Linked DNA regions of Homo sapiens: region 2 is linked to region 1. The links are chromatin loops, found by intact Hi-C in ENCODE. Cell type or tissue: PC-3. All regions are shown on one strand. Each heading gives the region's core, and the rest is flanking DNA. Links, peaks and the distances in the headings are about the cores only.

Region 1 (16,608 bases), core at 5,114-13,113:
TCCCAAATAGCTGGGACTATAGGCATGCACCTCTGCACCTGGTCCCATCTGTGTTTCACAACCCATCCTAGGCATCAGCTTCTGAAGGAAGACTTTCTTCCTATTCTATCTCCTGGTCAGTCCTTCTGCTGTGCTTTCTCTATGTCTTGCATCTAGTACGTGCTTCTATTCATGTACTTATCCCTCTGACTACATCATACAGTGTGTTTCTCTGATTGTTTACCTGTCTTCTGGATTATGAGTCTCTTTGGGGCAGAGGCTGTACCTATAGCACATGGCCCAGTGCCTAGAATATAGTAAAAGATCAATATATTTCCACTGAACAAATGATATAACAGAGAGCAGAAGTCTAAATAGCCCCTAGGTTTTTGATAGTACCAGTCTCTAAGACTGGAACAAAGGACAGCTGGTTTAGGAATTAAATTCACCCAATGAAAGTCTAGCAGGCAGTTTAATACGTGTGTCTGAAAATCAGATGACAGATAAGGACCTCATATGCACTTTGGAGAGCTAATCCCACCGTTTTCAAATCCATGTCTACATGGAAACTGAAGTCATGATTTTGGTTATCAATGCCCCAAAACTGTGAATAGAGTGAGTAAAGGAGGAAACTAAGGACTTCCAGGAATACCCATTTCAAAGGGCAGCCAAAGGAGGTGAAGATTAAAAGATAATCAGCCAGAAATACAGAACAAGAACCAAGGAAGAGAGGTGTCCCCAAAAGCCAAAGAAAAACAGAATTTCAAGAGATGCGGATGCTCCATAGTTACAAGTGGATTTGGAGGTCATCAGGAATTTAGTGGAAGCGATTTCAGCAAAATATCAGGGGATTGGGGTGGTTGGGATTGCAGATGGCTATGGAAAAGAGAAAAAAGGAGGAAAAGGAGGATTCACCTACCTGATCACTCAGAAAAAGCCTCTCTTCCCTGCTAACAGATTTTAAGGCTGTATTTGTAGCTTCCCAAAGGACAGTCAGCTCCTCTAGAAGTCCATGGCAAGAACAACTTCATGGTGGACTTTTTGCTTCCAGGAGATCAAATAATTTTCCAGTGTGATTGATGCCTCTCCTCACTTCAACTCAGAAGAATAGTCTTCAGTTTATGTAAATTGAATCCCACAGATGGAGTGGCATCTTCAAAGCACGTAACAGATGGATGGTACCTGAACCCTAATTCCAGACCCTCTCAGAGGTCCCTGGAAAAAAAAAACAAAAACGCAATGTGCGTATATTTTGCCATAAACTAGATGAAATCCAAAAAATGGTTAAGGAGGAAGAGCTAGGCCTAATTGATCTTAAAAGCCTCAGTGGTCTCTAGGGTAGATAGGTGCCAAAGTGAGAACATAGGAATCATTTACCACAGGTGCTGGTTTCTACAATCTTAATATGTCATACATGTAAGCCTTTTCTCTACAGTTAGGCTATGAGAGCCTTGGAGAGAATGGGCATCCCCAAAGTACTAGACATGCAGTAGGAACTTATTAGACAATAGAATGTTTAGACAAAGGAATGACCTTAGAGACCATCTGGCTCAGCTGTGCCAAATCATCCTTTGTAAGTGTTTTCTTGTTGACTTGTCAGGCTTTGCCACTCAATTATAAATTCTTCTAGGGGAGATCCCTAACTTGTCTATCTTTCCTTTGGCAGTGCCCAGCAAGCAAAGGGTTTGGCCGTAAAAGGTGCTCACTAAATTTTTTTAAAAAGTATTTCATCTATATACTACCACTAGATGTTTGATGAATGGAGAAATGCACTCATAAAATCTCCAAAGCATGAAATGAAGCAATGAGGAAGCCTTCCTTCCAGATACTGGATTTAATGTCACTTCCTGAAAGAGGTCTTTACTGAGTGGGTACGCACTTTAATTGTTCCACAGAACTTCTCAGCTTACCTGTGCTTCGTTTGTTTTGTATTATTTATTTATTTATTTTTTGTAGAGACTGGGTCTTGCTGTGTTGCCCAAGCTGGTCTTGAACTCCTGGGCTCAAGTGATCCTCCCACCTCAGCCTCCCAAGTAGCTGTGACTACAGGCACCAACCACCATGTCTGGCTCTTGTTTATTTTTCAATTGTCTGCCCTTCTACTAGAATGTAAATTTCCAGAAGTTGGGGATCTTGCATATCTTGTTTAACACTGTAGTCAATTTACAGCCCTAGCAAGCCTGGGGCATAGCAGGAACTTAACATTTGTGGAATGAATGAATGGCTGAATGAGTAAGTGGAGCTGAAAGTAGGTTAGAATGGAAGACTCAGATCCAGTGAAGGGAGCAAAGCCATGGGCCAGGTCCTCCTGCCTAGGGCTCTTTTGTCCCCAGAACTAGTCACCTCCAAGCCTTATCTCCTTCTCCCCTCACCCACTCTCCCATCCCACAGCAATGGGGGCAGGGCCTCTGGCTTCAGAGCTTATTAAAGTCTCCATAGATAAGTAAATTCTGTTGGGTTGAATTGTGCCCCAGGCTACCAAGATTAATTAGGTGAGCCCAGCTAATGAGTTAACTGAGTTTTTACTTTTCCCTCATTTGAAGTTTTAATCCCCTTCTGTCTCCAGAAGCCCTTAAAAGGAGAGCTAGGAAAAAAATCATTAGGGTGTTTCAAGTCCCCACAGTGATTTCCCTTACAACACCATGCTTTGACTACAAGTTCTGCAATTGCTCCTCCACACAAGCAGAAAGGTTTTTAGGTTTGTTTTTAGGTGGACTGGTGGATGAGAAGACTTCCCCTCCAGCTTCCTAGTCCACATGATGCCAGAGAGTCGCAGCAGGACTGGGTGAGACCAGGTTCTGGCGACCTTCTGCCTTGTTTACTTAATTTACTGCTTGTGTCAAGACGGTTCTGGGAAAGTTGCTTATGTCACCTCCTAAGAGTAAGGGAAAATCTCTGGCTGCTGAAGCTGCTTATCCCTACTGTGGCCGTTCCGGGTTACCCACTTCTTCCTAATCCCAATTTGCCTTCCTTGTCTAGCTGCTAGGGGCTAGATGGCTCAAGGGATTTCTTTTGTTGATATTGCTGTTGGTGAGATTGCATTTTGCTTTGTCTTTCTCCTAACTCAAAACAGATGGAACAGGGAAATAAAGAATGGTTGATAATCCTAGTCACTTATCTTTGGTAAATTTCAAAGGGTAAGTGGAGGCAAATAAACAATCATTCAGTAAACAAGTATAGTTGTTTTTTTTTTTTTTTTGAGACAGAGTTTGGCTCTGTCACCCAGACTGGAGTGCAGTGGTGCCATCTCGGTTGACCACAACCTCCACCTCCCAGGTTCAAACCATCCTCCCAAGTAGGTGGGACTACAGGCGCATGCCACCATGCCTGGCTAATTTTTTTTTTTTTTTGTATTTTTGGCAGAGACAGGGTTTCCCCATGTTGCCTAGGCTGGTCTCGAACTCCTGGGCTCAAGCAATCCTCCTGCCTCAGCCTCCCAAAGTGCTGGGATTACAGGTATGAACCACCATGCCCGAACACAAGTACAGTATTTAATGCACATTAAGGAGGGCTTAAAATGATCCATATTAGGCTGGGCATAGTAGCTCATGCCTATAATCCCAGAACTTTGGGAGGCCCAGGCAGGTGGATTGCTTGAAGTCAGGAGTTCAAGACCAGCCTGGGTAACATGGTGAAACCCTGTCTCTAGAAAAAATTTTAAAATTAGCCGGGTGTGATGGTACACACCTGTGGTCCCAGCTACTCAGGAGGCTGAGGTGGCAGGATCTCTTGAGCCTGGGAGGTTGAGGCTGCTGTAAGCTGTGATTGGGACACTGCACTGCACTCCAGCCTAGGCAACAGAGTGACTCCCTATTAAAAAAAGAAAGAAAGAAGCAGAAGCAGAAGAAGAGAAGAAGAAGAGGTAGAGGAAGAGGAGGAAGAAGAGGAAGAAGAAGAGGAAGAGGAAGAAGAAAAGAAGAAGAAAGAAGAAGAAGAAAAGAAGAAGAAGAAGAAAAGAAGAAGAAAAGAAGAAGAAAAGAAGAAGAAAAGAAGAAGAAGAAGAAGAAGAAGAAGAAGAAGAAGAAGAAGAAGAAGAAGAAGAAGAAGAAGAAGAAGAAGAGGAAGAAGAAGAAGAGGAAAAGAAAGGAGAAGGAGAAGGAGAAGAAGGAGAAGGAGAAGAAGAAAAAGAAGACGACAAACAAAAAACCGAAATGCTTGGCCAGAAATAGAGTGGAGGCCATGTGACTGGAGCAGTGTGGCTGTGGGAGAGAGGAATGAGAAGACTTAAAAGAGGTGAGCAGGAGCCAGAACACCGGGGACTCTGTAGGCCATGGTAGGTGGCTTGATGGAATTCCAGGAACAAAGGAGAGTGGCCCAAGGGATGCCAGCAGGAAAGCCTTGTGATCTAATTTGCAATTGCAAAAGATTTCCCTGTCTTCTACATGGAGAATGAATTAGAATGCAGCAAGAGAAGATACACAGAAACTAGTCAGAGGAGGTATTGGGGTTGACCAGGTGAGAGATGGCAGAGGCTTGGCTAGGGTGATGATAGTGAAGGTAGGGAGATGTGAATGACATCAAGGACATGATCTGAAAGTGGGACTGACAGGGCCTGCTAATAGATTATGAAGAGTAAGAAGGAGAGAGAAATCAAGAATGCTGTCTTTGATTCTGTCCCGAACACATGCATCTCTACTCCCTTCTCCATCCCTAACCCCTTCCTCTGTCATCCACATCCCAAGAGTTTCCAGTCTCCCTGAGTCTTTGGTCAGAAAACCAATTTTCCTGGGCATTGGACAAAAATTTGTCTCCAGGATTTCAAACCAGCAGATATATCTCTTCTCCTTCTGCCTGGGACTGTGGACTCCTGAAATCTGTAAGTATTTTGCAAGTTCTCTTACCAGGACCACATTCTTGAGAAGAGGGTTCCTGTGACTCTGGGCCAAAGAAGTGCTGAGAAGGTAGTCCTCTTCAAATCACTCACAGCCCTAAACAGGTGAATCAGCCTCGACTGGCATGTGAATTTGTCCCACTGATTGAAAGAGTAGAAATTTATGCTAGTGGCAGGTGCCAACCAACAGTAGATTCAACATAAGAATTCAGAAAGGCAAACCTATGTGCATGTCATTATAAAAACAACTGTGACAACAAAAGGCACCAGTCCAATTTAAGACATAAGCTCCTAAGGAACAAATTTCCTAACAAGACTTCCTTGTTTGCTCTATGCAAATGTTGAGGCTTATTGCACATTTGACACAAAGACTAGACTTTATGTGAAAATTCACACAAACATTTCAATTGCCTAGTGGCTTGAAAACTAAAGGAGAGGTCTGTTGTGTATGTGTGGGGTGAGGGTGTGGCAGTGAACTGGGGCAACAGGCAGACCGTACAAAAAAGAGGGTGGATTTAATGGTGGCAAATGCCTGATCCTAACCCTTTCTCCCTGCCCCCAGGGTGAAGGATAATATGAGCCTTGCCATTCAGCAACTACACTAGAATAGAATTAATAGCACTTGTGCTGCCCAGAAAGCCATTCTCTGAACAGATGGCATTTCCCAGAAGGACTAAAGCCTAACAAGCCTGAGCTTAAATCCTGGAATTGGCTGGCTCACAATAACTATGAAGGAAGAAAAATCCCCTGTTTGGTTTGGCTTTCAGTCTCTCCTAGGCCAGGAATCAACGCTTCATGAACTGAGGAGATGGAAAGATAGAGCCTCTAATGTATACCAGATCGGGCCACAAAACCTTCTCAGCAATGGGCATACATCCTAGGCCTGGCTCTCTATAAATATCCGATGGCTCCTTGGGAAGGAAGCTGGACTGTCTCTCCAGTTCAGGCCCATTTCCTTTTCTGACACTTTCCAATGCCTTCACTGGAGGGCTGCCATGTAGCCTAAATGCTGGAATACCATGACCTGAAGCCTGTCTCCAAAGAGACTCTCAGAGGAAGGGAATGTCATCTCCTCATCAAATCCAATATATTAAGAAATGGCAGGGAGAATCTCAGTGAAGATGGATGTAGGGAGAAAGGTTATGAAAAAGAGAAGTCAACAGCTGAGTTCAAACCAATTCAGACCCTCTTTGGACAACCAGTGGGACTTCAGACACTCACCTGGGAACCTGATGGTATCTCATTGCTAACCTTACATGACTCACTTTCCAAGTGATGTCCATGCCCTTCACCAACATCTTTTAAGTGTCATTTACTTGTGTTTTGGGACCAAAGTGTTACAACTACATCTTCATATTTAATTGAAAAGGTTTATTTTTTTCTAAATCAGAACTGGCCTTTCAGTCAATGGCGTGACAACTTCCCTAAAACTAGTAAGGACAAGAAAAAAAATTTTTTTTAAGAGACAGTGTTGACAAAGAGACTCTGTCTCAAAAGAAAACAACAACAATAACAACAAACCAAAGAGACAGGATCTCACTCTGTCGCCCAGGCTAGAGTGCAGTGGTGTGATCACAACTCACTGTAGCCTCGAACTCCCAGACTCAAGCGATCCTCCCTCCTCAGCCTCTTAAGTAGCTAGGACTACAGGTACACATTCCCATGCCCAGCAAATATTTTATTTTTGGCGGGGAGAGATGGGGTCTCACTAGGCTGCCCAGGCTGGTCTTGTACTCCTGGGCTCAAGCGATCCTGTCACTGTGGCCTCCCAAAGTGCTGGGATTACAGGCGTGAGCAGCCACAGCACCGGACAGAAAATTTGATTTTAAATTTAATTTTTTTTTTTTAGAGACTGGGTCCCATTCTGTCACCCAAGCTGGAGTATAGTGGCACTGTCATATAGTTCACTGCACCCTAGACTACCTAGGCTCAAGAGATCCTCCCACCTCAGCCTCGAAAATGCTGAGGGGCGTGAGTCTCCACTCCCAGCTAAAACAGAAAATTCTAATAGGCTGGAGCCCCACAGCATTCTGATAATATCGTATGCACATAACAGGTGTAATCTGAGTCAGGCTGTCGGATCTAATCTCGTGCCTGGAGAGCAGAGATCTAGAAATCATGTCTTAGATTTGAATTTCACCTTTGCCATTGAGTTGTAGGACTTTATTTTCTTTGTTTTATTTATTTTTTGTTTTCTTTGAGTTGTAAGACTTTTGACAGGTCACCCCTTCTTTTTACTGCCCACTCACATAGATGAATTTAGAACAACCAGTTCGAAAACAGGTACGATGGCCAGGTGCAGTGGCTCACACCTGTAATCCCAGCACTTTGGGAGGCTGAGGCGAATGGATCACTTGAGGTCACGAGTTCGAGAACAGCCTGCCAACATGGTGAAACACCATCTCTACTAAAAATACAAAAATTAGCCAGGCATGGTGGTGTGCGCCTATAGTCCCAGCTACTCGGGAGGCTGAGGCACGAGAACCTGTAGAACCTGGATGGCAGGGGCTGCAGTGAGCCGAGATTGCACCACTGCACTCCAACCTGGTGACAGACAGACTCCGTCTCAAAAAAAAGGTATGGCAGGGGAGGCAACAACAACAAAAAAATAGACACAATTCTAGTTACCTAACACTGCATCATTCTGTGAGTGTCTTAAGGATTGCAGATGGGGGTTTGTGTAAATCACTTGCATTTGAATAAAACAGATATGCACATATGAAAAATTCACTTAGCAATAAGCAAAGATTTAATCTCTGATACAATTTTGAACAATATCCTGACAGTTCACAAATCTTTTTTTTTTTTTTTTTTTTTTTGAGGCGGAGTCTCGCTCTGTCGCCCAGGCTGGAGTGCAGTGGCGGGATCTCGGCTCACTGCAAGCTCCGCCTCCCGGGTTCATGCCATTCTCCTGCCTCAGCCTCCCAGGTAGCTGGGACTACAGGCGCCCGCCACTACGCCCGGCTAATTTTTTGTATTTTTAGTAGAGACGGGGTTTCACCGTTTTAGCCGGGATGGTCTCGATCTCCTGACCTCGTGATTCGCCCGCCTCGGCCTCCCAAAGTGCTGGGATTACAGGCGTGAGCCACCGCGCCCGGCCCACAAATCTTAAAAATTCACTGGTACATCTTGGTGGTCTGTTTTTCTGAGTCTTTCAGATCATTCAGTCTTGCACAAGCAGCAGCTGCAATCTACCGGGAGGGAGATTCTGCAATGGGAAACCACATTGCTCATGCTGGGCAAACAGACCTGTCATTTCTAGAGACCTGGAATGATCCTGCCTGCCTGGCTGCAAGGCAGGGAGGAAAGCAGCATTCATCTATTCAATAGCCTGGTGGATAAAACAACCCCATTGCCAGGTGTGGCGGCTCACGCCTGTAATCCCAACACTTTGGGAGGCAGAGGTGGGCAGATCACCTGAGGTCAGGAGTTCAAGACCAGCCTGGCCAACATGGTGAAACCCCCATCTCTACTAAAAATACAAAAATTAGCTGGGCATCGTGGTGGGTGCCTGTAATCCCAGCTACTTGTGAGGCTGAGGCAGGAGAATTGCTTGAACCCAGGAGACGGAGGTTGCAGTGAGCCGACATGATGCCACTGCACTCCAGCCTGGGCAACAGAATGAGACTCTGTCTCAAAACAAACAAACAAACAAACAAAAAAAACCATTGAAGTGGAGGTTTGGAGGACTTAGAGACTTAACTATCCTTTAAATTATAACTGAGAAGTTAAATTGGGTATGTTTTTAGAGAAATTTGACTTTCTCAGAAGGAAAGTGAAAAATATAAAATCCAGAGAGAAATACAAAGTATAGTCAGATCAGTAATTCTTAGCTTATTTTTTTTTTTTGCAGTCTGTCCTAAGGTGACATTTTGTGTGTTATTTGTTTATTGTTTATCATTTAGTTCTCTCACTAGAATGTAAGTGCTATGAGGGTAGGAACATGTGTATTTTATTTCCATATTTCCATTACATTACCTGGCCCTAGTAGAGTGCCTTCCATAAAATAAGCATTCAAAAAAAAATTGTTGAATGAATGAATAATGAATGAATGATTCAGACTTTTTCACGTCCTAGACCCCTTTTTAAAAAATCAGTGGAAGTGGCTGGGCACGGTGGCTCATGCCTGTTATCCCAGCACTTTGGGAGGCCAAGGCAGGTGGATCACCTGAGGTCAGCAGTTCAAGGCCAGCCTGACCAACGTGGTGAAACACTGTCTCTATTAAAAATACAAAAATTAGCTGGGCATGATGGTGGGCGCCTGTAATTCCAGCTACTCAAGAGGCTGAGGCAGGAGAATCGCTTGAACCCGGGAGGTGGAGGTTGCAGTGAGCTGAGATTGTGCCACTGTACTCCAACCTGGCCGACAGAGGGAGACTCCATCTCAAAAAAAAAAAAAATCGGTGGAAGTTATGATTCTTACCTTATCCCCAAAATACATATATTCAAAAATGTAAAATATATGTTATTATATTACATAATTTATACATATATAATTACAATACATATTATTACATTTTTATATCTATCTATCTATCTATCTCTAATTGAATCTTCTCATGCAAAGGTCCCAGTTTGCAAAAGACATTCCTGCTTCACCAATGGTATCTGTTATCCCTAAAAAGCACATAAACAAAAGCTCTGCTGTCATTCTCCTTGGAAAAAATCCTTTTTTTTTTTTGGTAGAGACTGGGTTTCCCTCTGTTGCCCAGGCTTGTCTCAAAGTCCTGGCTTCAAGCAATCCCCCAGCCTTGACTTACCAAAATAGGATTACAGGCATGAGCCACCACGCCCCAGCCCAGAGGAGCAATTCTGAAGAGGCTTAAGACTGGGACTTTTGGGTCTTCTGACTCCCAGGATAAAACATCTGACATTGGCTCTTAGAGACATATGAAAGGTCCTGGGTCATTCCAGACATGTGACCAGTAAAAGGAGCCCTTCGGTGAAAGGGAAGAGAAAAAAAACTCTAAATTTGGACTCAGAAAACTTGAGTTCTAACTCAGCTCTTGTGCCATACTGGCTGTAGAATCATAGCTAGGTAATGGACTTCTCTGAGCCTCAGTTTCCTCATGTGAATGAAGAGGTCTGGCCTAGGCCCAGCATTCCACATTACAGTATCATAACTTCTAAACCAGGCAAATGAAGGAGCGACAGAGCTTCAGATGAAACAGGATGTTACTATGTAGTTAAAATGTCCATTTTGTAGCAGTGCTCCCTTGCTATGAAAAGAGAGCATGACTTATGCTGAAGCACAAGAAACTTTAAGTAAGATAACAGAAAGGACTCTCAATAATATAAGGACTGTGAGACAGAGTCAGACATGTGGGTGCTTGCAGAATATCCCTCAGAAGGTGTAGTGGGATGAGGGCCAACATTCATCTCTCAGATGATCTGTTCTAGTATTTGCTGGAAAAAGATCCTCAAGTCCAGTTGCCTCCAAAATCCACCCACTCTTTGGGTCAGGCATGGTGGCTCACGCCTGTAATCCCAGCACTTTGGGAGGCCAAAGTGGGAGGATCACCTGACGCCAGGAGTTTAAGACCAGCCTGGGCAACATAGTGTGATCCCATCTGTAGAAAATATTACAGCTTTTTAAAAAAATTTTAAATCTGCCCACTCTCTGACCCTAGGAATATCCCTAGGCTTACGTTTTCCACAAATAAGATTTTATTTTATTATTTGAGACGGCGTCTCACTCTGTTGCCCTGGCTGGAGTGCAATGGTGCAATCTTGGCTCACTGCAACCTCTGCCTCTCGGGTTCAAGTGATTCTCCTGCCTCAGCGTCCTCAGTAGCTGGGATTACAGGTGTGCATCACCACGCCTGGCTAATTCTTGTGTTTTTCGTAGAAATGGGGTGTCACCATGTTGGCCAGGCTGGTCTCGAACTCCTGACCTCAAGTGGTCCGCCCGCATCAGCCTCCTAAAGTGCTGGGATTACAGGCGTGAGCCATTGCGCCTGGCCACCACAAATAAGACTTTAAGTGAAAAATTTCTACATTTATTCTAATGCTTTGGGAAAAAGTATTGATTGCCGTGGGGTATTTTCTTCTAGTCAGTTCTTTCACACAAAGAAATCTAGACGAAAGCGACATTGATTGGGCACCTCCCCGGCAGTTCTTTCCATGGGCCATCTTGTTTAATTCTAGAGCAACCCTGAAGGGCACTTATTTCCTACCAATTTTACAGATAAGGAAACTGAGACTCAGACAAGTCAAGTCACTTTCTGCGAACAAGCTAGGAAATGGGGCCAGAATTTAACTCCAGGTCTTTCTGGAGTGGAAGCTCTTTCCACACACCTGGTTGCCACCAGGGAGGAGCTAAGTGGTGTTTAGGCAGCCAAGGGGTTTCTGGGCCTCAAGTGGTGCTGTGCACCATGCACAGTTCACTCACTCTTCTCCCCGCAGGCCAGTGTACACTGCAGATGCTGGGTCTGGAGCCTTCTCCACTCCTTTCCTGAGTTACTATCTCTGAGCGTTTCCCTTACAATGAACTTTTAGACTCCAGCACATAATCAGAATTAAAACAGAGGTCAAGGTGGGGCATGGTGGCTCATGCCTGTAATCCCAGCACTTTGGGAGGCCAAGGCCGGCAGATCACCTGAGGTCAGGAGTTCAAGACCAGCCTGGCCAACATAGTAAAACCCCATCTCTACTAAAAATACAAAAATTAGCCAGGCGTGGTGGCACACGCCTATAGTCCCAGCTACTAGGGACGCTGAGGCAGGATCGCTTGAACCCAGGAGGTAGAGGTTGCAGTGAGCCAAGATCATGCCACTCTACTTCCAGCTGGGCAACAATGCGAGACTCAGTTTAAAAAACAAAACAAAACAAAAAAAGAAATTAATAATAAATAAAATAAAACAGAGGTCAAGAGATAAATGACTTTCTGGAGACAGGTAAGAATTACAGGTAATGGGAGAACTCCAAGGCTTTCTATCCCGGGAAAAGATTGGGAAAAGTCCCAGGGAGAAGGGAAAGGGGAAAAGCTGAGGGATAGGGAAGCAGTCTATGCTGGGATTCAAAGATGCTCATTGGTTCTGTTTTTTTGTTCTTTTTTTTTTTTTTTTTTTTTTGAGATGGAGTTTCACTCTTGTTGCCCAGGCTGGAGTGCAGTGGCACGATCTTGGCTCACTCCAACCTCCGCCTCTGAGGTTCAAGTGATTCTCCTGTCTCAGCCTCCCGAGTAGCTGGAATTACAGGCACCCACCACCACGCCCGGCTTATTTTTGTATTTTTAGTAGAGACAGGGTTTCATCGTGTTGGCCAGGCTGATCTCGAACTCTTGACCTCAGGTGATCTGCCCACCTCAGCCTCCCAAAGCGCTGGGATTACAGGCATGAACCGCTGCGTCCAGTCACTACTCTTTGGTTCTTAGAGTGGCAAGGGTTCTCCATCACCCCCAGCCCCATCACTATGGCCTTTCTTTGCCTGACTTACATCTCCTCATCCTTCCAGAGGCATTCATCTCAAAAGGCATCTTTTCTAGACATCCTCCTGTTAGGACCGGGGCCCTTCTCTGGGATCCTATAGGAGCCAGTGCACATCTTAACATTTACCAGATTATAATAAAATAATGTTAATGAATCTCTCTGCCTCAGTGGACCATCCTGAGGATAACTCTCTTTTATCCATGTCTGCACCCCTGGCACCTGGTACAGTACCTGACAACTAAGAGGGGTTCGAGCAATGTTTATCGAATACTCAAGATACAGAAGCTCTGAGAGAAATGGGGACCTCAGGACAATGGGAGAATGGAGACCTGGAAGTGAGATCTGTGGAGAGTGGGTACTACTCTGTCAGGACCTGTTCCAATGCCTGGTGGATGTTGCACAGTCTAGCTGGATGGTGCAAAGCTTCTAACACTGCTGGGAGTGGTTCCACTTCAAACAATTCTAGTTTAGAAAGTTTCTTCTGGAGTTGGGCCAAAATGTAAGCCCCACTAACCTTTACATGTAGACTCTCACCTAGGATCCCTTTTGTATAGATACTACAGGTCCTGTATAGAAATGTCCTAGCTGGAGAGCTGTGCCCTATTTCTAGGCATCTGGTGATGCTAAAGAGGCAGAATGAGGTCAAGTTTGTGTTAGAGGCTTTCTGAGCTGTCATTACAGAGCTGCGCATAGTCCCAGCCTGCATCCTGCTCTGTGTGACCTCCAGAACACCAGGTGACCCTGAGCCATAACTTCTTCCTCTGTGAATAGGGATGCTGACATTTTCTTCCTGACTGTGTCGTGTGAGGATGAAAAGTGAGGATGTGAGTAAAGCCTCACCTGGCCTTGGTCAAATCTCAGTGAAAGGTATCTATTGAATTATTATTGAAATATTATTATTGATATGGTTTGAATCTGTATTTCCCACCCAAATCTCATGTTCAATTGTAATCCCCAGTGTTGGAGATGGGGCCTGGTGGGAGGTGATTGGGACATGGGGGCAGTTTTTCATGAATGGTGTAGCACCATCCCCTTGGAGCTGTTCTGGTGATAGTGAGTGAGGTATCCTGAAATCTGTTTGTTTAGAGGTGTGTGGCATCCCCGGCCCACTCTCTCTTCCTCCTGCTCTAGCCATGTAAGACATGCCTGCTTTCCCTTTGCCTTCTGCCATGATTATAAGTTCCCTGAGGCCTCCCCAGAAGCAGCCTCTACATTTTCTGTACAGCCAGCAGAACCCTAAGCCAACTAAATCTCTTTTCTTTATAAATTACCCAGTCTCGGGTGTTTGTTTGTTTGTTTGTTTGTGACAGAGTATTGCTCTGTCACCCACGCTGGAGTGCAATGGCATGATCTCGGCTCACTGCAACCTCCACCTCCCAGGTTCAAGCAATTCTCCTGCCTCAGCCTCCCGAGTAGTTGGGATTACAGGCGCCTGCCACCATGCCCGGCTAATTTTTGTATTTTTAGTAGAGATGGGGTTTTGCCATGTTCATCAGGCTGGTCTCGAACTCCTGACCTCAGCGGATCCACCCACCTCAGCCTCCCAAAGTACTGGGATTACAGGTGTGAGCCACCGCGTCCAGCCCAGTCTCAAGTATTTCTTTATAGCTATTCGAGAACTAATACAATTATTATTCCAATAACAAGACTCAGCAACTCATTTAGTAAATTCAACAGCTACTTTAGATAAAATTCTTCATGAGCAGAAATCTTCCTTTGCTTAAGCCACTACTTAACTTATATTACCAGATTTTTGCAAGATGGTGCCCAGGATTAAGAACGTAGTTCAGGCCAGGTACAGTGGCTCACACCTGTAATACCAGCACTTTGGCAGGCCGAGGCAGGCGGATCACCTGAGGTCAGGAGTTCAAGACCAGCCTTGTCAAAACGGTGAAACTCCATCTCTACTAAAAATACAAAAATTAGCCAGGCATGGTGGTGCATGCCTGTAATCCTAGCTACTCGGAAGGCTGAGGCATGAGAATCACTTGAACCTGGGAGGCAGAGGTTTCAGTGAGCCAAGACTGCACCACTGCACTCCAGCCTGGACGACAGAACGAGACTCCATCTCAAAAAAAAAAAAAAACAAAAACAAAAAAAACCACAGTTCAACAATTATTTAGCCCACTCTCAGAGACAAATCCTATATGCTAGACTCTAGTAATATAGAGATAAAAGTAGCTCATAGTCCAGCAGTGGGAATAGTCACAGAAAGAAATATTAAAATTTTTGATTAGTGCTCACTTCAGCAGCACATATACTAAAATTGGAACTATACAGAGACTATTAGCATGGCCCCTTCACCAGGATGGCACACCAATTCGTGAAGAGTTCTTTGTTTCTTTTTCTTTTTTTTTTAAGAGACAGTCTCGCGCTGTTGTTCAGACTGGAGTGCAGTGTCACAATCACAGTTCATTGTAAACTCAACATTCCATATTTTTTTAAGATTTTTTTAAAAATTGTTGATCATCGAGGAAAGATGGATCACTCATAAATAGTGCTGGGACAATGGAGGACCCACCAACATATTGCACACAAGCAGAAATACTAGGCAGATTAAAGACTTAAATATGGCCAGGCTCAGTGGCTCACGCCTGTAATTCCAGCACTTTGGGTGGCTGAAGCGGGTGGATCACCTGAGGTCAGGAATTCGAAACCAGCCTGGCCAACATGGTAAAACCCCACCTTTACTAAAAATACAAAAAAATTAGCTGGGTGTGGTAGCAGGTGCCTGTAATCCCAGCTACTCAGGAGGTTGAGGCAGGAGAATCACTTGAACCTGGGAAGCAGAGGTTGCAATGAGCCAAGATCATGCCACTGCACTCCAGCCTGGGCAACAGAGTAAGACTCTGTCTCAAAAACAAACAAACAAAAAAAAGACTTAAATATAAAAAGTAAAAAAATAAAATAAATAATAATGAAATAAGAGAACACGTCTATATTCACAGAGTAGGGAAAAAAAATTTATTTTTGTTGAGGTAGGGTCTCATTCTGTCACCCAGGCTGGAGTGCAGTGGCATGATCTTGGCTCACTACCACTTCTGCCTCCCAGATGCAATCGATTATCATGCCTCAGCCTCCTGAGTAGCTGGGATTACAGGTGTGCGCCACCACGCCCAGCTAATTTTTTTGTGTTTTTAGTAGAGACAGGGTTTCACTATGTTGGTCAGGCTGGTCTTTAACTCCTGGCCTCAAGTGATCTGCCCACCTCAGCCTCCCAAAGTGCTGGAATTACAGGGTGTGAGCCACCATGCCCGGCCAAGTTTCTTAAACAAGACACAAAAGTACTAACTATAAAGGAAAACATTTGCTTGAGGCCAGGAGTTCAAGACCAGCCCGGGCAATGTAGGAAGACCCCGTATCTACAAAACACAAAAAATTAGCTGGGCATGGTGATGCGCACCTATGGTCCCAGCTACTCAGGAGGCTGAGGTGGGAGGATTGTTTGAACCTGGGAGGTGGAGGCTAGAGTGAGGTGATATCGTGCCCCTGGATTCCAGGCTAGGCAACAAAGCCAGAGCCCATCTCAAAATAAATACATAGATAATAAAGGAAAATACTGATTAATTTGACTATCCTTAATTGAAGAATATGTGTTTATCAAAAGATCCCGTAAAGAAAGTGAAATGGCTCCTTCCCGACCTGGTGGAGCAGGAGGCGCCATCGTGGGAGTCAACATCCACCACAGCAAGGACAGAAAGGTTGGGTGCAGGGAGCCCAAGAGCTGGACATCTACCTACGGCTGTTGGTCAAGCTGTCCACCTTCAGCCAGGTTATACTGAAGAGGCTTTTTGTGAATCGCACCAACCAGCCACCTCTGATCCTGACCGGAAAATGAAGCTTCCAGGCCCGGAAAACAAAACGGCTGTGGTTTCAGGCCCACAGCTGCGGCTGTGTGGGTTCAGGAGGTGCCCAGAGTAAAGCCTCGCACTGCGTGTGAGCGGCCAGGGCCCAGCCGCATCCCCACGGCTGGGGCAAGATCCGTACCTTTGAGCAGCTGGCCCTGGACTCCCGCAAGAGCTGTGGCACCATCTTGCTTTTTGGCCCTCGAAAGGGCCCATAGGGACACTGGCATTTACCCCGGGAACCCCACACAGCTACACCAAACCCTACGTGGGTTCCAAGGGCCGAAATTTTCACTGTGCCAGGGCCCCATGGGCCAGCCGCACTATAAAAACGAACCCTGATCCTACTCTCTTATTAAAAACATTTTGGATGCTCTATTAGTTCGTTTTACCCCGCTAATAAAGACATACCCGGGACTGGGCAATTTACAAAAGAAAGAGGTTTATTGGACTTACAGTTCCACGTGGCTGGGGAGGCCTCACCATCATGGTGGAAGGTGGAAGGCATATCTCACATGGTGGT
Region 2 (16,608 bases), core at 4,888-12,887, 100 kb before region 1:
TCTGGCTTTGGAATCAGGCCTATGTGAATTTGAATTCCACTTGCCAGCTTGGTGACATCAGACAAGTTAAAGTTACTTGACCTGTTTCTGCTTCACTTTCTCATGTGCAGCCTTGGGATGATAGAGCTAGCCTCGCAGGATGGTGGGGGGGGGGGCTAAGTGGGATACTGCACACCAGGTGCCCAAGGGCATCTGTCACTTGCTGGTGCTCCTGCTGGTTTCCTTGTGTCATTAAAACCTTTCAGGGCCACTTAGAACAGGAAAAGCCCAGTAGAAAGAAATAAGTAGAGCTTAAAAACCATAATGGGCTTTGCCTAAATGTTGAAATAGGGACATTTAGGAATAACTTTTGCTTACCAATCCCCAAATGCCAAATTTAAAGCAGAGTTTGGTAGACTGATCAGTGAAGAATTCCTAGTGGCAGGGCCAAGAGCAAAGATTGGGAGATCATCTGCAGGCTAAGCTAAAGTGAGGGAGACTGGGGTGTGGGGAGTCAGGGAAGAGGATCCTGAGGGTTTGCAACTCATCTTTATAATATCTTCTAAAACAATTTTGAAAGCCCTCCTGGTTTCCAGGCACAGATTATATTTTGAATTAGCAACACAAAGTGAGAGGTGGCTGAAAGATGGGTGGCCATTCTTCAGATGCAGCCCCTGCAGTGGTTTTGAAATGAAAAGCATGGGCATATTTTGCCATATAAAGTGAGTTCTGATGGGTGGATTTTTTCCAAGATGAATATGGACAAGGGCACTGAGATGCTTTGCAGCAGGCTCAGCCCCTGAATGATCCAATTACAGGTTTTGAAATGGACCTAGAGGCAGAATTTAGAAACCCAAACTGGAAAGGCAGAAGTAATTTTGCAACTAGACAAATGACTGATTCCAAAAAGTCCTCTGAGGATAAGAGGGTTTGGAAAATGCCATGTAGGCAATTTTCAAATGTCACATGGGAGCCAGGATTGACTTTTCTAGGGATAATTAGGGTGATTCTAGGGGTAATTAGGGTGAGGTTGATTGGGGTCTGAGAGAGGACTACTGTATTGCGCTTGCAATTCACTCAGATACCTGGGCAACCTCTGCAATGGAAAGTAATGACAAGTACCATCAGCAGAAGCAGAACTGTGGCCCAATGTAACAAACATAAACAATAGAGAAATTGTACAAAAGTGTGATATTCTTAAGGACTGGATCTAGTTTTTTGTGACCTTGTATTCCCAGTGCCTGGTGGAGGGTATGCATTCTAAAAAATATTTAATTAGTAAATTAATGGCTTAGGTTGTCTTTTAAGACAAAAAGTTCTCCAGGATAGAAAGTATTCAAGCAGACAGTATTCAAGTATTGGCAGCAACTATATAGAGGTTTTCACGAATTTTTTAAATGTGCCTGATAATTACTGGCATTCTTAGCAACCCTAAGACTCTGGCTGTTTATCACAGTGCACTAACTCTCAGAGATAATCGGATCTGAGCTGAACACTGGGGTCATGATGCAAGGGACTAAGGGAAACAAACCAAAGATTTGTGAAGGAGGACTAACCAGTCTAACCTTCTATTTTCTCATTGAGTCTGTGGTCTGAAATACTTTATTTAGGCAAAATTAGATATGCACCCTCACTACCCCATAGGTACAGATCATTTCTGAATTTTCTGTCTGCCCTCTCATGTCCACTAAGGCTAAGGCTGCTGACTGATCACAAACTCATTCCCTCTTCTTCCTGGGCAAACACATATTTGACATCTTCTAGTCTTCCTTGAGTTAAATGTGGTCACATGCCTGAGTCTGAGTTCTGACCAGTGGAATCTGAGCAGAAGTGATGTGTGCCACTTCCAGGCTTCTGATAAAAGCCTCCCACTTGCAATCTCACATGCTCTTTCCCCATCTGCTTGTGGGATGACAATGCTGGCAGCCATGTGTTGAAGATGGCAGAGCTATGGCTCCCTGAATTCCCCCATCCTTCCCATGCATTAGACTGGTGGGTGAGACAGAAACAAACTTTTATTGTGTTATGCTGTTACAGCAGCTCACATACCTTAACTAACATATTACCTGTCTTTGTCTTCTTTTTTTTTCTTTGTGATTTCCTCTCTGAAGTTATAAAGAACTGAGAGGTGGGTGAGGATGCGACCATGGTCAGAAGCGATTGTTGAATGGTGAAGATGGGCCTCTCTCAAGTGGCTTTACTCTCTTTCCTCTGCCTGGGATGTTGGTTTGGGTGTCTCCCTCCTAATGCAGAAGTATATGTAAGGGAGCCGAAGCTTCGTAACAGATGAGCACCTGTGGAGGTGTCAGGCCCTCTCTTCCCTGCTGCAAGTTTCACTTGTCATCTCCTAGCTTTCTGGGCACCAGCTCCTCCACTCTTTTTCACAGCTTGTGGAAGGTGGGGAAGGAAGGCAGGGATGCCCTCTTTGGGCTACAACCATGAGACTAAAGGCCTTGGTTTTTCTAACCTCTTTTATCCTTCTCCTCTTTTGTGATTCTCCAGCAACCTCAGACACAGAAATGATAACACAAGGAATCTCAGGTATAGGCTACAATAAGAAAGAAAATTCTAGGCATCTGGCTTAGTTGGAGTATTGCTTTGGCTACTTTAATTTTCCCTCAGTCTTGTTTAAAGTTTTTTGATTCTGGATTCTTTCTGTTAAGGGGCCAAAGTTCATTGTTTCCTTGCATAGTCTTCTTTTTTCTTAATTAAAAAAAAATTTAACTGGATAGTAGGTAGGGACAGTGGGAATCTTGTTTATCCATTCATTTTATTTTTATTTAATTTTTTTCCTTCCTTGCATAATCTTTTATGTTGTCCTGCCTCCTAAGTCTACAGAAGACCCTAAGAGTCTGTTTTCTCTTCCTTTGTTGACCATGACTTCCCTTCCGTACAAAACCAAGGCTCTTCCTTTCCCTGAGATGTGGAGTAAGCTAATTGCTCCATTTGCCCTATATTTTGCCCAAACTATTAAACAGGCAGATTCTAAATGATCTTGATTCCATTTACAGTACTGATATTCTGCTCTAAATTTTTGGACATCTCCCTAATTGACGCTTCTTGGGAAGCCCATTCTAGCAGGGCCTGTTACACATCCCCTAATATCTGTCTTCCTCCTACTCCTCAGCAGTAGGAGCCCCATGGCTAATTAGAACAAAAACTACATATGATAGATCCCCTTGCAGACAGGTGTGGCCATAAGACTAAGTTCTCATCAATGGAGTGTAAGTAGATGGCTGGCCACCATCTTGGATCATGATACAAACTTGGCAATGGAAGCCATGCTGGACAGAGTAACAAGATAGAAGAAACTTGGGTCCCTGACCCTCCCTTTTAGCCAATCTCTAGACTTTCATGTGAAAGAAAAATAAGCCTCAAACTTGCTTGTCCCTGTTATTTAGAGTTTCCTGTCACTTATAGTTAAATTAATTCTATTCTACTACTCTACTTGCTGATCCCACCTTCCTTCCTTCTTCCCTCCCATTTTTTTCTCCTTCCATCCCTTCTTTCTCTCTTCTTTTTTAAAGTAATATTGCATTAACTCAGCAGGGATCTTAGTTGTTATCTCACTCAGGCCCCTCACTTCAAAATGAGGAAATTGAGGATGCCAGAGAGGGGAAGTGACTAAGGTGATGAGGCCTGAACCAAAGACTCAAACCCAGACCTCCTGACTCTCTGGCCCTGTGCTTTTACTACGCCACCTGCCCTGGCTCTTCTTGGCACACAACATCTCCCACAAGGATACAGCATTTTTGGTCCTCCTTTCTTCAGGTCAACTTAAAACCCTAATGAAATAATATTTACTTTTTCAGCCTTGGTGGATGAAGAAGTAGGAAGACCTTAGGTTAAACTACTTTTTCCCTTTAGTGTAAAAACTGATTACAGGCCATTACCAGGCTTCTATCCCTTTTGGTCACTTATTCCCCTCAGAAGACACTGCTCTTGAGGGTGGCCTCAGGTCTAGAGGCTCTAGGGAGCATTCAGGTGTCAGCCCATAGCTGCCCTAAGGGAGAAAGGGCAGGTGGCTACTGCTAACTGTTCCTGGCATGGGTGGCACCCAGATGATGCAGGTTTTTGCTGACTGGGTCCTGACTCTACCCAGCCCTCCAAGACAGCTCAACCCCTCCTCTGAGCTAAGAAGATGCTGCCCTGGATCATGCACCTGGGTTCCCATATGTCCTCTCTGCAGAGAGTGAGCACCCCTTCCCACTGTCCATGGAAGAAGATGTTTCTTCGTGACGGCATGGTAGAGGGAGTGCCGGAAAGGAAAGAATGTCTGCTATACAGTTTGTCTTAAACTAATGCCAGGCGCAGTGGCTCATACCTGTAATCTTAGCACTTTGGGAGGCTGAGGTGGGCGGATCACGAGGTCAGGAGATCAAGACTATCCTGGCTAACATGGTGAAACCCTGTCTCTACTAAAAATACAAAAAATTAGCCGGGCTTGGTGGCATGTGCCTGTAGTCCCAGCTACTCGGGATGCTGAGGTAGGAGAATCGCTTGAAACCAGGAGGCGGAGGTTGCAGTGAGCCAAGATTGTGCCACTGCACATCAGCCTGGGCAACAGAGCGAGACACCATCTCAGGACAAAAAAAAAAAAGAACCTACCCCATAAAACAAAACAGAACAATATTTTAAGCACAATGCCTACTGGTCCGACCAAAATCAAGGGAGCCAATGCCCTGACACTATAAACCTCTATTCATTCAGGAAATGCTAAATTCCTGTCACCTGAGCATTCGGCATCAAGCAGAAAAAACAGGTTTCTGAAATCCTGGAACTTGTCTTTCACTGGTAAGCTATAATTACTCAAATAAATGCCATAATTGAAAACAGAGGTAGACACTGCAAAGAAAAAGTGCAGGGCACAGTAACAGAGCATAATTAGAGAAACTAACTTGGGATTGGAGCAAGTTAGGAAGGAACATTTAACTTGAGACATAGAAGACAAGAAAGAACTATCCAGATGTTGAACATTTCAGACAGCAGGAACAGCTGAGGTAAAAGCCTCATGGTGGAAAAGCAGATAAGAAAGTCTAGTACAGGCTGATTATCCCTTGTCCAAAATATTTGGGACCAGAAGTGTTTCAAATTTAGGGTTTTTTTTTGAATTTTGGAATATCTGCATATCCATAGTAAGTCTAAACACAAAATTCATTTATGTTCCAAGTACACCTTATACACATAGACTGAAGGTAATTTTATACAATATTTTTAATGGTTTTGTGCATGAAACAAACTTTTGACTGTTTTGACTGCAACCCATCATATAAGGTCAAGTGTGGAATTTTCTATTTATGATGTCATGTCAGCATTCAAAATGTTTTGAATTTTGAAGAATTTTGGATTTTGGATTTTAAGGTTAAGGATCCTCGACCTATCTAGCAAAGGCGGGTGGCTGGAGACTGAGGCAGAGCCAGACCACATAGGCCTAACGGATCATGTTGAAGACTTTAGATTTCACTTAAGAGTGAGGTAAGGATATGAAATATATATCTATCTATATATATATACACACACACACACTCACACACACACACACACACACACATATTTCTTTTTGAGACAGAGTCTCAATCTGTGCCCAGGTGTGGTACAATGGTATGATATTGGCTCACTGCAACCTCTGCTTCCCGGGTTCAAGCGATTATTGTGCCTCAGCCTCCCAAGCAGCTTGTATTACAGGCATGCGCCATCATACCTGGCTAATTTTTGTATTTTTAACAGAGATGGGGCTTTATCATGTTTGCCAGGCTGGTCTCGAACTCCTGGACTCAAGTGATCCACTCACCTCCACTTCCCCAAGTGCTGGGATTATAGGCATGAGCCACCACGTCTGGCATGAAAGATTTTTGACTACAGAGTGACCCGTTGTGATTTATATTGTAAAAGATGCCTCAGAACCAAGTGTTTCTGGAGAGGTGCCCCCCAGTTAACACAATGAGGCAACCAATCAATCAAAACATCCTTTAAAAATATTTCACAAGTCTAGCTAATAGGAAGAATGCATCCCTCCCATTCACTGGTCATGAATTAAGCTGTAAAATAATTCAATGTAGGTTCCCAGAGAGAGCTGCAAAATTTGCATTCTAACTCCACTGCCAAAATCAGCAAGGCAGGAACAGTCTTTTAGAAGTATCAGGTCCCAATTGTAAGTGGACAGCCCAAGTGCATATGCAGACAGCATGGTTTTATTACACTAACCAGGAAAAAGAGCTAAACACTAACTACAACAAAACAAAAATTATTGTCCTTGCATGGGACAGCCTCCAAGATTTAATTGGTTGATATCCAATAACTCTTTATGGTAGATGAATCATACAATTTCCTGAGAGTTCATTTAAGTCTAATTCATTATAGTGGCCCATGAGGAAGCCATGCTACTTGGAAGTAGACATTCCACACAAGTCTTACAAATGTTTTTCCCAAGCTGTGATGGCTCAACTTGAAATATTCATGCCATTCTAGCCCAGCAAATTTTGGAGTTTTCATTAAGCATAGATCCTAGCGGGTCACCTGTATTTAGAAGAAGCATGACTTCCTTCCTCATCAGATTATTGGTAGGCTCCTTTATTGCTATAACACATGTCCTTCCACCCACTTATCTAGTTTCCCAAGCATATGCATTTGTCTTTAATTAGCAAAATAGAACAGCTTCCTGGAAGTCTAACTTCAACTCTCAAGTCATACCAAAAATCTAGCTGAACTTATTATATTTATTAAGCATTTAGTTAAGAGTCTGAGAAACATGATATCTATCTATACCTCTAAATATTTTAATTTTTATTGTCAGATTAGCCTGGAATACCAAATACCTGTAAACTTGAACCTCATCACCTTACCATCTCAAATAAATGCCTTTACTATATTTATGTTTTTGTGGAGGGGGTTGGCTTTTATCAAAAATTGTCATGAGAATTCAACTTTTTTGTCCACTCTGAGATTGATATAGAGAACCTTATATCACTTAATACCTCCTCCTCTTAGATAATGAGAATTATTCTATATCAATCCTTCTGTCTCTTTTTCTTTCTTCCTTTTTGTTTCTTTTCCCTTTCTTAATCTTTTTCTATGACAACCATAGTCTTGGTCAAGTTTTATATTTAATCCCAGCTACTGCTTTGCCTCTTATGGTGGCTGGAAATTAGTTTTCTCTTTCTTAATTGTACATCCCCATTTAAAATCTTTATTTCATTAATCTGAATGTTTCCAGTTCATGAAAAAAGTCATTTAAAAACAGGATGCAAACAAATTAAACTAAATATGTTTTTCTTATGTTCTGAAGTATTTATCTGCTTTGGATGGATGGTGAGTTGTGAGCACATACCAGCCAACAGAAGGTTAGGATAAAAGATTTGATCTACAACACTAACACAACAAAACAAAAATGATTGTCCTTGGATGGAATAGACTCCAAAATTTAATTGGTTGATATTCAGTAACTCCTTATGGTGGATGAATCCTACCTTTTCCTGAGAGTTCATTTATGACTAATTCCTTCCAGTGACCCATGAGAAAGCCATACTATTTGGAAGCAGACATTCCATTCAAGTCTTACAAACATTGTATGAGTCCAGCTAACGGAATTCAGAATGATTCGGAGAAGCGCTTTTTATTAACCTACTTAAGACAGGCAGTGTTCTCTCTTCTTCATAGATTTACCTTTGAGGACAGGCACTGGTAAGAGCATTGAAAGAGGAGTCAGGTTACACAGGTTCTAATAGCTGGCCTCTAAATAGCTATTGATCATGGGTAAGTTCTTCCACCTTTCTGGGACTCATTTTCCTCATCTGTAGAAAAACTCAGACTAGAGAAATACGAGGCTGCTTCCAGGTCTACCATCTTATGGTTCTCTAACTTATTCTATAAAAGGTATAGAAGAATGGTTCCTGATCTCAAGAAGTTTAGATTTCTTCAAAGGAGGTAAAATAGCAGCCATGTCCCATTTCTGAAGAATCACAAATGTACAAGTAGATCTGCATATTGAAAGTTGAAGTTTATCAGTCAGGGATGGTGGCTCACACCTGTAATCCCAGCACTTTGGGAGGCCAAGGTGGGTGGATCATTTGAGGTCATGAGTTTGAGACCAGCCTGGCAAACACAGTGAAACCCCAACTCTACTAAAAATACAAAAAAAAAAAAAAAAAAAAAAAAAAAAGAAAGAAAGTTGAAGATTATCAATATGACAATGGGTTGAGGTAAAAATATTTTGCCTTTGTTCTTTTTTTCTTTAGGATAGTCTAATATAATTTGAAAAAAAATAAGATTTCATGAATTAATCACCCTCAGCATTTTTAGATTCAAACAAACAAAAAAACTTCTGTTATTCCTCCTACTGGGTGTGAACTTTCTTGCTAGGAGCATTGTGTCCTGTACACATAGGACAAGGAAGGGCAGGACTGGACAAATATTGATCTGAGTGCTAGTTGAGATGAGCTGTAAAAAGGATTACTCAGAATGGAAATATGTAGTTTGAAAAGTGTAAGGGGAACACACTCATACACTGATCATAGAATTTTAACTCCATATAAACTTATGAAAGGAAGGAGAGCAGTAAACAGCAAAAACCTTAAAAATGTGTGTTATGGGCCAGGCGCGGTGGCTCATGCCTGTAACCCCAGCACTTTGGGAGGCCGAGGTGGGCGGATCACCTTACGTCAGGAGTTCAAGACCAGCCTGGTCAACATGGTGAAACCCCGTCTCTACTAAAAATACAAAAATTAGGACTGGGCTGGCAAGATGGAAGAATACGAACAGCTCTGGTATGCAGCTCCCAGTGAGATCAATGCAGAAGGCGGGTGATTTCTGCATTTCCAACTGAGGTACCTGGCTCATCTCATTCGGACTGGTTAGGCAGTGGGTGCAGCCCACGGAAGGCAAAAAGAAGCAAGGTGGGGCATCACCTCACCTGGGAAGTGCAAGGGTTTGGGGAACTCTCTCCCCTAGCCAAGGGAAGCCATGAGGGACTGTGCCCTGAGGAATGGTACATTCCAGCCCAGATACTATGCTTCTCCTATGGTCTTTGCAATCCGCAGACCAGGAGATTCCCTTGGGTGCCTACGCCATCAGGGCCCTGGGTTTCAAGCACAAAACTGGGCAGCTGTTTGGGCAGACACCAAGCTAGCTGCAGGAGTTGTTTTTTTGTTTTTGTTTTTGTTTTTCACACTCCAGTGGCACCTGGAATGCCAGTGAGCACTGTTCACTCCCCTGGAAAGGGGTCTGAAGCCAGGAAGCCAAGTGGTCTAGCTCAGCGGATCCCACTCCCATGGAGCCCAGCAAGCTAAGATCCACTGACTTGAAATTCTCACTGCCAGCACAGCAGTCTAAAGTCGACCTGGGATGCTCCAGTTTGCTGGAGGAAGGGGCGTCCACCATTACTGAGGCTTGAATAGGCGGTTTTCCCCTCACGGTTTAAACAAAGATGCTGGGAAGTTTGAGCTGGGTGGACCCCACTGCAGCTCAGCAAAGTCACTGTAGCCAGACTGCCTCTAGATTCCTCCTTTCTGGACAGGGCATCTTGAAAAAAAAGGCAGCAGCCCCAGTCAGGGGCTTATAGATAAAACCCCCATCTCCCTGGGACAGAGCACCTTGGGGAAGGGGTAACTGTGGGAGCAGCTTCAGCAGGCTTAACTGTCCCTGCCTGCTGGCTCTGAAGACAGCAGCGGATCTCCCAGCACAGCATTCGAGCTCTATTAAGGGACAGACTGCCACCTCAAGTGGGACCTGGACCCCCGTGCCTCCTGACTGGGACACATCCCAGCAGGGGTCAACAGACACCTCATACAGGAGAGCTCTGGCTGGCGTTTGGGGGGTACCCCTCTGGGATGAAGCTTCTAGAGGAAGGAACAGGCAGCAATCTTTGCTGTTCTGCAGCCTCCGCTGGTGATACCCAGGCAAACAGGATCTGGAGTGGATCTCCAGCAAACTCCAGTGGACCTGTAGCAGAGGGGTCCAACTATTTGAAGGAAAACTAACAAACAGAAAGGAATAGCATCAACATCAAAAAAAAGGATGTCCACTCAGAAACCCCATTCAAAGTTACCAACATCAAAGACAAAAGGTTTTTCCCCAAGAAGAAGGGGAAAAACCAGCACAAAAAGGCTGAAAATTCCAAAAACCAGAACGCCTCTTCTCCTTCAAAGGATCACAACTCCCTGCCAGCAAGGGAGCAAAACTGGACGGAGAATGAGTTTGACAAATAGACAGAAAGAGGCTTCAGAAGGTGGGTAATAACAAACTCCTCTGAGCTAAAGGAGCATGTTCTAACCCAATGCAAGGAAGCTAAGAACCTTGAAAAAAGGTTAGAGGAATTGCTAACTGGAATAACCAGTTTAGTGAAGAACATAAATAACCTGATGGAGCTGAAAACAGAGCACGAGAACTTCATGAAGCATACACAAGTATCAATAGCCAAATCGATCAAGCAGAAGAAAGGATATCAGAGATTGAAGATCAACTTAATGAAATAAAGTATGAAGACAAGATGAGAGAAAAAAGAATGAAAAGGAACAAACAAAACCTCTAAGAAATATGGGACTATGTGAAAAGACCAAACCTATGTTTGATTGGTGTACCTGAAAGTGACGGGGAGAACGGAACCAAGTTGGAAAATGCTCTTCAGGATAGTATCCAGGAGAACTTTCCCAACCTAGAAAGACAGGCCAACATTCAAATTCAGGAAATACAGAGAACACCACAAAGATACTCTTCAAGAAGAGCAACCCCAAGACACGTGATTGTCAGATTCACCAAGATTGAAATGAGGGAAAAATGCTAAGTGCAGCCAGAGAGAAAGGTCGGGTTACCCACAAAGGGAAGCCCATCAGACTAACAGCAGATCTCTCTACAGAAATCCCAGAAGCCAGAAGAGAGTGGGGGACAATATTCAACATTCTTTTGCGGCACTATTCACAATAGCAAAGACTTGGAACCAACCCAAATGTCCAACAATGATAGACTGGATTAAGAAAATGTGGCACATATACACCATGGAATACTATGCAGCCATAAAAAATGATGAGTTCATGTCCTTTGTAGGGACATGGATGAAATTGGAAATCATTATTCTCAGTAAACTATCGCAAGGACAAAAAACCAAACACCACATGTTCTCACTCATAGATGGGAATTGAACAATGAGAACACATGGACACAGCAAGGGGAACATCACACTCTGGGGACTATTGTGGGGTGGGGAAGGGGGGAGGGATAGCATTAGGAGATATACCTAATGCTAAATGACGAGTTAATGGGTGCAGCACACCAGCATGGCACATGTATATATATGTAACTAACCTGCACATTGTGCACATGTACCCTAAAACTTAAAGTATAATAATAAAAAAAAAGAAAAGAATTTTCAACCTAGAATTTCATATGGAGCCAAACTAAGCTTCACAAGTGAAGGAGAAATAAAATCCTTTACAGACAAGCAATGCTGAGAGATTTTGTCACCACCAGGCCTGCCTTATAAGAGCTCCTGAAGGAAGCACTAAACATGGAAAGGAAAAACTGGTACCAGCCACTGTAAAAACATGCCAAATTGTAAAGACCATCGGCACTATGAAGAAACTGCATCAACTAACAGGCAAAATAACCAGCTAGCATCATAATGATGGGATCAAATTCACACATGACAATATTAACCTTAAATGTAAATGGGCTAAATGCACCAATTAAAAGACACAGACTGGCAAATTGGATAAAGAGTCAAGGCCCATCAGTGTGCTGTATTCAGGAACCCCATCTCACAGGCAAAGACACATGTAGGCTCAAAATAAAGGGATGGAGGAATATTTACCAAGCAAATGACAAACATAAAAAAGCAGGGGTTGCAATCCTAGTCTCTGATAAAACAGACTTTAAACCAACAAAGATCAAAAGAGACAAAGAAGGGCATTACATAATGGTAAAGGGATCAATGCAACAAGAAGAACTAACTATCCTAAATATATATGCACCCAATACAGGAACACCCAGATTCATAAAGCGAGTTCTTAGAGACCTAAAAAGAGACTTAGACTCCCACACAATACTAGTGGGAGACTTTAACACCCCACTGTCAATATTAGACAGATCAACAAGACAGAAAATTAACAAGGATATTAAGGACTTGAACTCAGCCCTGGACCAACAGACCTGATAGACATCTACAGAACTCTCCACCCCAAATCAACAGAATATACATTCTTCTCAGCACCACATTGCACTGATTCTAAAATTGACCACATAACTGGAAGTAAAACACTCCTCACCAAATGCAAAAGAACAGAAATCATAAGAGTCTCTCAGACCACAGTGCAATCAAATTAGAAGTCAGGATTAAGAAACTCACTCAAAAATGCACAGCTACATGGAAACTGAACAACCTGCTCCTGAATGACTACTGGGTAAATAACGAAATGAAGGCAGAAATAAGTTCTTTGAAACCAATGAGAACAAAGACACAACGTACCAGAATCTCTGGGATACAGCCAAAGCAGTGTTTAGAGGGAAATTTATAGCACTAAATGCCCACAAGAGAAAGCAAGAAAGATCAAAAATCCACATCCTAACATCACAATTAAAAGAACTAGAGAAGCAAGAGCAAACAAATTCAAAAGCTAGCAGAAGACAAGAAATAACTAAGATCAGAGCAGAACTGAAGGAGATACAGACATGAAAAACCCTTCAAAAAATCAATGAATCCAGGGGTTTGTTTTTTGAAAAGATCAACCAAATAGATAGACCACTAGCCAGACTAATAAAGAAGAAAAGAGAGAAGAATCAAGTAGACACAATAAAAAATGATAAAGGGGAGATCACCACTGATCCCACAGAAATACAAACTACCATCAGAGAATACTATAAACACCTCTATGCAAATAAACCAGAAAATCTAGAAGAAATGGATAAATTCCTGGACACATACACCCTCCCAAGTCTAAACCAGGAAGAAGTTGAATCCCTGAATAGACCAATAGCAAGTTCTGAAATTGAGGCAGTAATTAATAGCCTACCAACCAAAAAAGTCCAGGACCAAACGGATTCACAGCCTAATTCTACCAGAGGTACAAAAAGGAGCTGGTACCATTCCTTCTGAAACTAATCCAAACAATAGAAAAAGAGGGAATCCTCTCTAACTCGTTTTATGAGGCCAGCATCATCCTAATACCAAAACCTGGCAGAGACACAACAAAGAAAGAAAATTTCAGGCCACTACCCCTGATGAACATTGATGTGAAAATCCTCAATAAAATACTGGCAAACTGAATCCAGCAGCACATCAAAAAGCTTATCCAACCACCATCAAGTTGGCTTCATCTCTGGGATGCAAGGCTGGTTCAACATACGCAAATCAATAAACATAATCCATCACATAAACAGAACCAATGACAAAAACCACATGATTATCTCAATAGATGCAGAAAAGGCCTTTGATAAAATTCAACACTCCTTCATGCTAAAAACTCTCAATAAACTAGGTATTGAGGGAACGTATCTCAAAATAATGTGAACTATTTATGACAAACCCACAGCCAATACCATACTGAATGGCAAAAAGCTGGAAGCATTCCCTTTGAAAACTGGCACAAGACAAGGATGCCCTCTCTCACCACTCCTATTCAACATAGTATTGGAAGTTCTGTCCACGGCAATCAGGCAAGAGAAAGAAATAAATGGTATTCACATAGGAAGAGAGAAAGTCAGATTGCCTCTGTTTGCAGATGACATGATTGTATATTTAGAAAACCCCACTGTCTCAGCTCAAAACCTCCTTAAGCTGATAAGCAACTTCAGCAAAGTCTCAGGATACAAAAATCAATGTGCCAAAATCACAAGCATTCCTATACACCAATAGTAGACAAAGAACCAAATCATGAGCGAACTCCCATTCACAATTGCTACAAAAAGAATAAAACACCTAGGAATACAACTTACAAGGGATATGAAGGACCTCTTCAAGAAGAACTGCAAACCACTGCTCAAGGAAATAAGAGAGGACACAAACAAATGGAAAAACATTCCATGCTCATGGATAGGAAGAATCAATATCATGAAAATGGCCATACTGCCCAAAGTGATTTACAGATTCAATGCTATCCCCATCAAGCTAACATTGACTTTCTTCACAGAATTAGAAAAAACTACTTTAAATTTCATATGGAACCAAAAAAAGAGCCTGTATAGCTAAGACAATCCTAAGCCAAAAGAACAAAACTGGAGGCATCACGCTACCTGACTTCAAACTATACTACAAGGCTACAGCAACCAAAACAGCATGGTACTGGTACTGGTACCACAGCAGATATATACACCAATGGAACAGAACAGAGACATCAGAAGTAACACCACACATCTACAACCATCTGATCTTTGACAAACCTAACAAAAACAAGCCATGGGGAAAGGATTTCCTATTTAATAAATGATGTTGGGAAAAGTGGCTAGCTATATGCAGAAAACTGAAACTGGACCCCTTTTCTTACAGCTTATACAAAAATTAACACAAGATGGATTAAAGACTTAAACATAAGATTTAAACCATAAAAACCCTAGAAGAAAACCTAGGCAATACCATTCAGGACATAGGCATGGCCAAAGACTTCATGACTAAAACACCAAAAGCAATGGCAACAAAAGCCAAAATTGACAAACGGAATCTAATTAAACTAAAGAGCTTCTGCACAGCAAAAGAAACTATCATCAGAGCGAACAGGCGACCTACAGAATGAGAGAGAAACTCTGAAATCTATCCATCTGACAAAGGGCTAATATCCAGAATCTACAAAGAACTGAAACAATCTTACAAGAAAAAAACAACCCCATTAAAAAGTGGGCAAACGATATGAACAGACATTTCTCAAAAGACATTTATGCAGCCAACAAACATATAAAAAAAGCTCATCATCACTGGTCATTAGAGAAATGAAAATCAAAACCACAATGAGATACCTCCAATGCCAGTTAGAATGGTGATCATTAAAAAGTCAGGAAACAACGATGCTGGAGAGGATGTGGAGAAATAAAAACACTTTTACACTGTTGGTGGGAGTGTAAACTAGTTCAACCGCTGTCGAAGACAGTGTGGTGATTCCTCAAGGATCTAGAACTAGAAATACCATTTGACCTAGCAATCCTATTACTGGGTTTATACCCAAAGGATTATAAATCATTCTACTATAAAGACACATGCACACATATGATTATTGCAGCACTGTTCACAATAGCAAAGACTTGGAACCAACCCAAATGCCCATCAGTGACAGACTGGATAAAGAAAATGTGGCACATATACACCATGGAATACTATGCAGCCATAAAAATGAATGAGTTCATGTCCTTTGCAGGGACATGGATGAAGCTGGAAACCATCATTCTCAGCAAACTAACACAAGAACAGAAAACCAAACACCACATGTTCTCACTCATAGGTGGGAGTTGAACAATGAGAACACACAGACACAAGGAGGGGAACACACACTGGGAGCCTGTTGGGGGTTAGGGGGATAGGGGAGGGATAGCATTAGGAAAAATACCTAATGTAGATGATGTGTTGATGGGTGTAGCAAACCACCATAGCACGTGTATACCTATGTAACCAACCTGCACGTTCTGCACATGTATCCCAGAACTTAAAGTATAATAAAAATAAATAAATATTTTTAAAAGTATAAAAATTAGCCGGGCGTGGTGGCACGTGCCTGTAGTCCCAGCTTTGTGTTAGAAACATTCCAATTTCACTCTTTTAGTTACTCTGAAATATGTAATAAATGATTGTTAACTATAGTCACTATTATGCTATGAACACTAGATATTATTCCTTCTAGCTGTATATTTGTACCCATTAGCCAATCCCTCTTTATCCCTCCTCCCCACCACACTTTCCAGACTCTGGTAACCATCATTCTACTCTTTCTTTTCTTTTTTTTTTTTTTTTTAATACAGGGTCTCACTCTGTTGCCTAAGTTGGAGTACAGTGGCATGATCTTGGCTCACTGTAGTCTCAACCTCTCGGGCTCCAGTGATCCTCCCACCTCACCCTCCTGAGTAGCTGGGACTACAGGCACACACCACCTCACTGGCTAATTTTTTTATATTTTTTGTAGAGATGGGGTTTCACCATGTTACCCAGGCTGGTCTTAAACTCCTGGGCTCAAGCAATCTGCCTGCCTTGGCCTCCCAAAGTGCTGGGATTATAAGCGTGCACCACCGTGCCTGGCCTCTACTCCCTATCTCTATGAGTTTATTTTTAGCTTTCTGTGTCTGGCTCATTTCACTTAACGTCATGTCCTACAGTTCCACCCATGTTGTTACAAATGACAGGACTTCATTCCTTTTATGGCTGAATAATATTCCATTGTGTATATGTATCACATTTTCTTTATCCATTCATCCATTGATGGACACTCAGGTTGATTCCATATCTTGGCTATTAAGAATAGTGCTGCAATAAACATGGGAGTACAGATATCTTCTGTTTGATATACTGATTTCCTTTATTTCGGATATACATCCAACGCTGGGATTGATGGATCATGTGGTAGTTCTATTTTTAGTTTTTTGAGGAATCATCATATCATACTATTTTTGAGACAGTCTCATGCTGTCACCCAGGCTGGAGTGCAATGGTGTGATCTTGGCTTACTG

The links. A loop is a pair of places that touch in the nucleus more often than their neighbours do. Peaks named below come from ENCODE experiments on the same cell type or tissue, not always from the same donor. Only the 100,000 strongest peaks of a DNase experiment are listed, where the experiment ranks them.
Region 2: it touches region 1 in a loop (7-fold over the local background); 1 of 110 quality-filtered maps calls a loop at or near these places.

Annotation. Positions count from the first base shown.
Region 1 is chr1:182,312,592-182,329,199 of GRCh38, forward strand. It overlaps LINC01344 (long intergenic non-protein coding RNA 1344), which reads right to left and starts at 1,470. Exons shown (of 3, transcript NR_104175.1): 1 at 1,357-1,470; 2 at 899-1,194. It also overlaps the pseudogene RNU6-152P and the pseudogene RPL18P2. In PC-3, for the core only: no CTCF peak of the experiment used is centred there; no DNase peak of the experiment used is centred there.
Region 2 is chr1:182,209,755-182,226,362 of GRCh38, forward strand. All of the region lies in intron 2 of LINC01344 (long intergenic non-protein coding RNA 1344), which reads right to left. Among named protein-coding and RNA genes, the nearest start is that of LINC01344, 96 kb to the right of the region's middle. In PC-3, for the core only: no CTCF peak of the experiment used is centred there; DNase peaks (open chromatin) are centred at 7,527 and 8,427; H3K27ac peaks cover 3,520 bases.